Linked DNA regions of Mus musculus: region 1 is linked to region 2. Evidence: chromatin contacts called from ENCODE Hi-C or POLR2A ChIA-PET data. All regions are on one chromosome and are shown on one strand. The core of a region is the stretch at or near the end of the contact, and the rest is flanking DNA. Distances in the headings are between cores, read along the strand shown.

Region 1 (3,648 bases), core at 962-3,461, 240 kb after region 2:
GCTCTCAAGAGATATTTAGATATTTGACTCATTATTATATATATATATCCAACACACCTTCCACAGTCTGTGCTGTTTACACTGAAAGCGAAAAAGTTGAAAGGGAAGAATCCTGCAATAACACAGCAAAAGAAACGGGGGCGTGAGGGGAGACAAGGACAGGGCTGATGAAGCCTCGGCATCTTATCTCTGGACTATAATTGACGATCTGAATGTTAGTATGAGATCTAAAGTGAAATGAATCGGTGGTTTCAGTTCCGGATATGGTATGCAAAGAAAAAAAAAAAAAAAAAACCTTGCTCTTTGAAATTCAGCACTTCCTTGTCTGTGCTTCAGGAAGCCACACGCCTGGTGTTGAGTGTGGAAACTGACTCATATCTGGCCCTTTGAGATTAGCCTCTCCAGCCCCCCCCCCCCCAGACTGTGGGCAGGATCTGGGGCCTAATGGGAAACCAGAATGGGGTCTGGCCTAATCTGGATCAGACACAACATCATTGGTACACATGCCTTTCAAGGTCCTTCCACATGGTTCTAGAGGCAGTGGCTCTTCTGGGCCATCCCCAGAGCATTGACGGTGCACTTGGCAGTGGGTAAGTGACCTGAGATGGAAGGAAACAGAATCACAAATGCAGTGCCTCCCAGCACTGTACTGTCATGTTAAAGGAAACCAGAGAACTGAGCCACTTGGTGGAAGTGCCTGGCCCTGAGATCTTATCATGTGCCTTCCCACCAAAAAGCCTCAACAATTAACAGCCATTTTCCCCTTTGACTGTCCCAACAAGCTTCTGTATGATAGTTAGGGGTTAGGGACAGGGAGAAGTAATTTGCACTTATTTAGAGTTTATTGAGAAGGAAGAAGCTTATCAGAGACTATAGCATGAAACCCTGGGCAGGTGGCAGGGAGCTCGGGTCTCCTGCACTCAGCCATAAGTGGTTTCCAGGCATTTTACAGACCGTCTCAAGACGGGAAAGGCCCACTAAAACAGCATATCTGTTTGGTTCTAGTTTTCATGTTCAAAAATATCTTGCCCAGGAGGAGGGTGAAGGTGCTGGCTTAAAAGAGAAGTCAATGGGAGACAGAGTGCAGAGAGAAAGAACCAACAGAACCCAGCTCAGCAGTAGAAGGTCCAAGGTCCTTTTTGACCTTTGGCTAGACACTTAATCTCTCTGACCTTCCCTGACCCCATCAGTACAGTGCAATTGCTACTTACAAAATGAGATCATGCATGGGGAAGTATTTGTTTTATGGATGGAAAGCGCCATGCAAAGATTCATCATTAGTCTTTTGAATATTAATGGTTAACCTGTGTTGCAAATGAAGGTATAGCCACCACCCCAGAATGAGGACTGATCTTCCCACCTTTCTTTCCTAAGACAGATCAGTCTGCACTTTTTTTTTTTTTTTTTTTTTACCTACATGCTCCTTACTTCCAAAATGGGTATCCTGATCAGAAAAGCAGAGTGAGAAGATTAAGACCTTGTCCCGGAAGATGAGAAGAGTTAGAAGAAGAAAATCCACAATAAGAATAATTTTAATGAGGCACGTAGCATGTGTTTGAGATCCTTGGCAGCTCAAACAAAAGAAATGGGGGACGGATCGCATTATGCAGCTGCCTTTATCCACTAAAGAAAGAGCAGTTATGAATCAGGGTCAGCCAACTCCTTCCTAGTCATAAGCATGCCAAGAAACATGCATTCTTGGTGAAGGGCTATCAAAGTTAAGTGATAGAATCTTTAAAAGGAGACACATGGAGGGGGATGCTCCAATCTGAGCAGTAGGTGACATCCCCCCCCCCACCGCCGTGAATTTGTGTGTACCTTTCTAGAACGACACACACAAGCAACACAAGCAACACAGTGGTTGCTAGAAGGAGCAGGCTTAAAAACAGCAACAACAATTAAAAAAAACAAAACAAAACAAAACAGTGAAAATCAGCTTGCTCTCTGTTCCCAGGCTAGGGAGCTGCTGGCCAAGGTGTTTATAGAGCTTTTGTGGGGAGGGGGACAGTGAAATAGGCAAAGCAGTGTATGTAGTGCCTTGCACAAGGTCACTTGATGTCTCTGAAACTGATTGTGTATTCTGAGCTCCTTAATAGGATTTTGTAGGTCACAGTGTTCTAGGCACGGCTCCCTGTTGATGTACATCTCTCATGTAAGATTTAGATCACCTCTTTTCGGGCAGAGCTCCATGGAAACACCGCCCATGATTTCTGAAATGGAGCCTGACTGGGTCCCCATAATGCCAGGCTGCCGTGGTCAGCAATCTCTGCTGCTGACACACACTGGACACTTGGCAAGCCAGAGACTACTAGTATCTAGTCACTGTAGCTTATTGTTACTCTCATGTTAAAGCAAGTTCCTGTTTCTATAAAGTAGCCAGGCAATGGAGTATTCTAGGCAAATGGAAAATTCTGGTTCATCTGGTTACCATCCATATCATTTGAGATTCTTGGTTTCCAAAGACATAATTACAACACACTTTGCTGAACGCTAAAATGATAGTGTGACTTAAGCTTTCTTTGGTGATTCACAAGGCGCTTCGGGGTCTGTCAGCACCCGATAGCATAATTACCTTCTTAGCTCCTCATTTTCTAGGACCCAGAGTGGAAATGTAGAAAGCGTGGAAACCTGGGAGGTAACTATAGGACACCCCAACCAGACCGTTGACATTGCTGGCCCTGGAGGCGTGTGTTATCTTTTAGTTTGTTGACAAACAAAATTGCAGCATCAGACATTCTATATATTGCTGGGTGTATTGTTGGTTTTTGCATTACTAATACTCTTCTTCTCAAGAGTAACGAGGAATCAGGCCACAGTGACTCATACCTGTAATTGCAGCTCTTAATAGGCTGAGGCAGGAGGATTTTCAAGAGTGAAAGGGAAGTTTGGAATACATAATGTGTTCCAGGCTGGAACTCTCTGGTGATCTGGACCTGGTTTCTCTTTCTGAGTTTCAGAATGAAGGGTCTCTGGTCTCCAATACTTATTCCTCCTGCCTTTGATCCTGGGCCTGGAAACCTGCTGCTTGCAGGAGACACCAGTGGCTGGGATCACAGTCTAGACTGAAGGCAAGACTCTGTAAGATTCCAGGGTCTGTCAGACCCTGCTGCCCTGCTGGAGCAGTACATCGGGTGTCCTGGCTTCTAGATTGTACCTTTACTGTTCCAGGTGACTTCTCAGAGAAATCTGAATGTGGGTCTGTGTGTGAACATTTTCCTATTTTCTACAAAGAGACTTCATCACAGAGGCTCCGTAGAGGAAGTCATTGCGGTTCCGTGTCCAGTCCTCCGTGAGGGTGGAGCTACTGCCAAACGTCTTCTGCTAGTGGTCCTCTAGGTAAGAATGAGATGCAAGTCCACAAGCTCTCCAGTAGTCTCCAATTCCTGCAGTGCATTCTAAACTGTGGATGTTGGCATTTGGGGATAGCAACAGGGTTTCACTATATATATATATATATATATATATATATATATATATATATATATATATATATATATATATATATATATATATATATAAAGCAGGTCAGGTCCCTAGAGGTGGTCACTCCTTCTTTCTCACATCTTTCAACATCTTGGGGGACGGACGGACAAAAAAACCAACCTCTTTTCTTCTCTTACCCACACTTTGATCTCCAGTGCCCTGTGC
Region 2 (3,477 bases), core at 509-3,008:
GTCAGGAACTTGGCTTCCTCTCCCACTGCCTATGCCCAACTCCAAGGCCAGAGCTGCATACAAGGAATTGCAGGAGGTGGTGTTGGGAAAGAGAGGAAGGAGGGAGTTCAAGATAGGCAAGACAAGGCATTGCCCAAGCTCAGGACCCGGGTGTGTCCCCCTACCCTTCACATAGCTAATCCTCAATAGATTGTATTCTGGATTCCACAGGCTACCTTCCAAAGATTACATACAAGATACACAGTTTCCTCTTTAAGTGCCCCTTGGCATTGGCAAGGACACCAGGAGACTCCTGGGAAAGCAAGATTCTTACTGGGTTTCTGCACCAACATCCCCCACCCCACCTCAATCCAGCAGTGAATATGGGGCTAGCAATTCAACTTCTGTGGACCGGGGTCTACTTCCTGTTTGTAAAACTGAGAAAGGGTCCCGCTGGGAGAGGTTGACACACTCTACAGTAGCCCTGTACACTTTCCCTCTTCCCCTAAAGCTTGTCTGAAAACTCGCTTGTGCCGGGAATAGTGAAAACAGTGAACCATTAAGTCACTAACATCTTTGAGAAAAAGTTTTACTGCAGAGGCAAGTTTGCAAAGGGAGTGTATAGAAACAGGAGAGTCCCAGAAAGGATCCGCGGAGAGCTCTTGCCAGGCCTTCCTTGTGGGGGAGGGGAAGCAGTGGACCCCCTTCCTAAAGAGAAAGAAGGCCAGAAACAGTTTACACTGCCCTGTCCAAGTACCCAAGCCACAACTCCACTGACACGGTCTCCTGTCATACTCCCACCCCAAGCCACGAACACAATTCCACCCACGCCCACTCCCCACCCTTATTTAGCCTTCTCTGGTCTGCAGCTGCCTCCCTGACACGAAAGGCCTCGCCTTTTTTACTTAAGAAAACTCCCTATCCTTCAAAGGAGTCAATCACAGGCCCCTCTGGGATTTCGGGTCCGGCCATGGAGGCCAAAATAAGAAAAGTCCTTCCGCGAACTCCCATAAAAAAACCTGATCTTTGCGTTCTCTCCAGGATTTGGCCCTTCCTACTTTGAGTCAGGTTAGGCTCCTGCGTTCCAGTGAGCGCTCCCAGAGGGCAAAGTTTGGCCTCTGTAACCTACAGTGCTTAAAAGCAGTGGAGACTCCACAACCGCTTACAAAAAGATAAATTAATTAATAAATTTTTTAAAAAATTTTAAAAAGGCAGCAGGGGAGCAGAGGTCCGGAGCCACCGATCTTAACCTGGCTCCACCTTCCAGGGATGACTTCCAGGAAAGCCTGCCTCTCTTTGCCTCGCCTGCCCTGACTGTAAAATGGGAAGACTCCGAGTCACTGGGTCCCTAGGCCCTTTCCGCGGTGACAACTGGGATTCCACGAAAGCTCGAAGCCACCGGGCGCGGCCCCGCCCCCTGGGCACCCAGAAAGGCCCGGGCCGGGGGCGCGCTGGGGACTCCCGCATCCGCCCCTCCCCCACGGCGTGCACCCCCGCTTCCCGGCCGGGGACCCGCACTTCCGCGGCGGGCGGGGCGGAGCAGGGCGCCCCGCGCTCCCCACCACCCTCAGCGGCCCGTCCCCCGGGGGGTCGGGGGGTCGAGCGGCGCCCGCGGGCCGAGGCTGCGGGAGGAAGCCTTCGCTACGATACCTGGGGGAGGAGGTGGACCGGGCAGCGGCGGCCGCGACGGCTGGAGGCGGAGGCTCGGGCGGAGGAGGAGGTGCCGGGCACTCCCCCTCCCATTGTCCCGGCCCGGCCCGCGGCCCGCAGCGGCCCGCTCCGCCCGGCCCGCGTCCTCCCCGGTGCCCGGCCCCGCTGCCGGCCCTTACCTTGCAGCGGCCGGCTCTCCCCCGCCGCTAACGCTACTTATCCCGGGAAAGCTCGAGCGGGCCCCGGGAGCGAACCCACAGACAAAAAGTGAAACTTCAGCAGCAGGCCGGGAGTGGCTGCTGGTTGGTGCTCTCCCCCTCCTTCCTCCCCACCCCCTCCCCGCGGTCTCCCGTGCGGTGCCCTGAGCGCTGGAGGCTGACGTCAGGGGCCTGAATTCCTGACTTTGCCTGCACGCATTTGTCCATGTAAGGTATGGGGAGGCGTGTGCCCGCGGGCCGCCGCACTAGCCGGACGGGGAGGGGGCGCGGGGGGCAGCGGCGGCTCGAGGTGGGTGACCCTGGGCAATGCACTTCCTGGAGGAGGGGACGCGGGGGGAGGAGGGGGTACAGGGAGCATGGGAAGAGGAAGGAAAAGAGGGATCTGCCTCCACTGGAGGAAGAGGAAGGAGATGCAGGAGGAAGTCGAGAAACCGGCACAACTCGGGTCTGTTCTGCAGACGACAGATTGGAAAGCTGAGCTTGAGCAAAGAGATCCTGCCATGGAACACCCCACCCCCCACCCTAAGAGCCTCGTCGGAGCCCCGCCCAGGACTCCAGCAGGACTCAGAAGTCCGGGATGGTAGAGAGCAACTTCAGTTCCCTTCGCACAGGAGAGCTCCGAAGCTGGGACCTGACCCAGTCCTGCCCCGTGGAGAGGAGCCAGTATTCTACTCTTAGCTGGGTTTCCGCCTCCAGGCACGACCCGGCCTCTAACTGTGAGCTTAGACCCAAGTTAGAGCTAGGCAGATGACTTGACCCACTGAAGTGACTAACCCCAGTTCCTGGAAGGTTGTGGTTGACAAGCCTTGAGAAACAATGGCAATCGAGTGCTTCAGGGCAACTTCCTGTCCTTTGTTCAAAGACAAGAACCTTTGGAGTTTAACTTTTGCTTCCCAACCCTGCCCTGCCGGAAAACCAACCAGAAAGCTTGCTCTGTTCTTACAGCTTAAAAAAAGAAAATACACGAACTGGGTGAACTGGTTTGAATAAAGACAAGCCTGTTCTTGGAAGGTTGGGTTTGGATATTTTGTGTTTGATATTTGTAAAAGTGAGCAACGATGAGAACCCCTTTTACTAGGTTAAGATTCCGGCTAGGAGACACTGGAAGCCCTCTGGCCCTCAGTAGTGAACGCTTTTCATCCCGGCACAAGAGAGGTTTACATAGACACTGTCACAAACTAACCAAAAACACAGATTTGGGTGTGGGTGTGTGGGTGGGGGTGTGGGTGTTTCTATCCTGTATCCTTTGCTTTACCCCAGTCTCCCAAACAACTTCAACCCATGCTAATAACACAACCACCCATTCTGGTCTTTGATTGGGTTGGGTAGGATCTAAGGAAAATACCATAACATGACCTGCACAACACAGCTGTCTGAGCATGCCCCTGACCTTCCCACTCTCAAGCCACCTTCCACCACCGTGGGCCCTCACCTTCTACAGCCTAACTCAGTCATGCAGACAGAAAAAGTACACCAGGGACTTCAGGGGTGGGGACGCTCCAACGTGCCTCTTCTCCGGTTATATTTTGATGAACCTTTCGGACTAAGTGTCAAAGTACGTACTCCTGTACTTAACATGTATTGAACATTTCTCCGGCAGTCTTCAAAATTCAAACACTTCTGGGGCCAA

Evidence for each region. A loop is a pair of places that touch in the nucleus more often than their neighbours do. ChIA-PET counts read pairs that join two places held with the same protein, here RNA polymerase II (POLR2A).
Region 1: a map of T-helper 2 cell shows a loop between it and region 2 (1.9-fold over the local background). The contact joins the enhancer-like site here to the promoter of Lppos in region 2. A Hi-C loop is called at or near these places in 1 of 37 maps with a recorded cell type or tissue (T-helper 2 cell). POLR2A ChIA-PET finds 5 or more read pairs at or near these places in 1 of 5 experiments (Patski).

The regions. Positions count from the first base shown.
Region 1 is chr16:24,148,219-24,151,866 of GRCm38, reverse strand. No RefSeq gene overlaps it. Among named protein-coding and RNA genes, the nearest start is that of Gm32126, 9.5 kb to the left of the region's middle. Within about 2 kb of position 2,211, at least 1 of the 3 ENCODE cell types and tissues checked has a DNase peak (open chromatin) inside an H3K27ac peak, as active enhancers do.
Region 2 is chr16:24,391,936-24,395,412 of GRCm38, reverse strand. It overlaps Lppos (LIM domain containing preferred translocation partner in lipoma, opposite strand), which reads left to right and starts at 1,758. Exons shown (of 2, transcript NR_037954.1): 1 at 1,758-2,059; 2 at 2,306-2,857. It overlaps Lpp (LIM domain containing preferred translocation partner in lipoma), which reads right to left and starts at 2,063. Exons shown (of 13, transcript NM_178665.5): 1 at 1,809-2,063.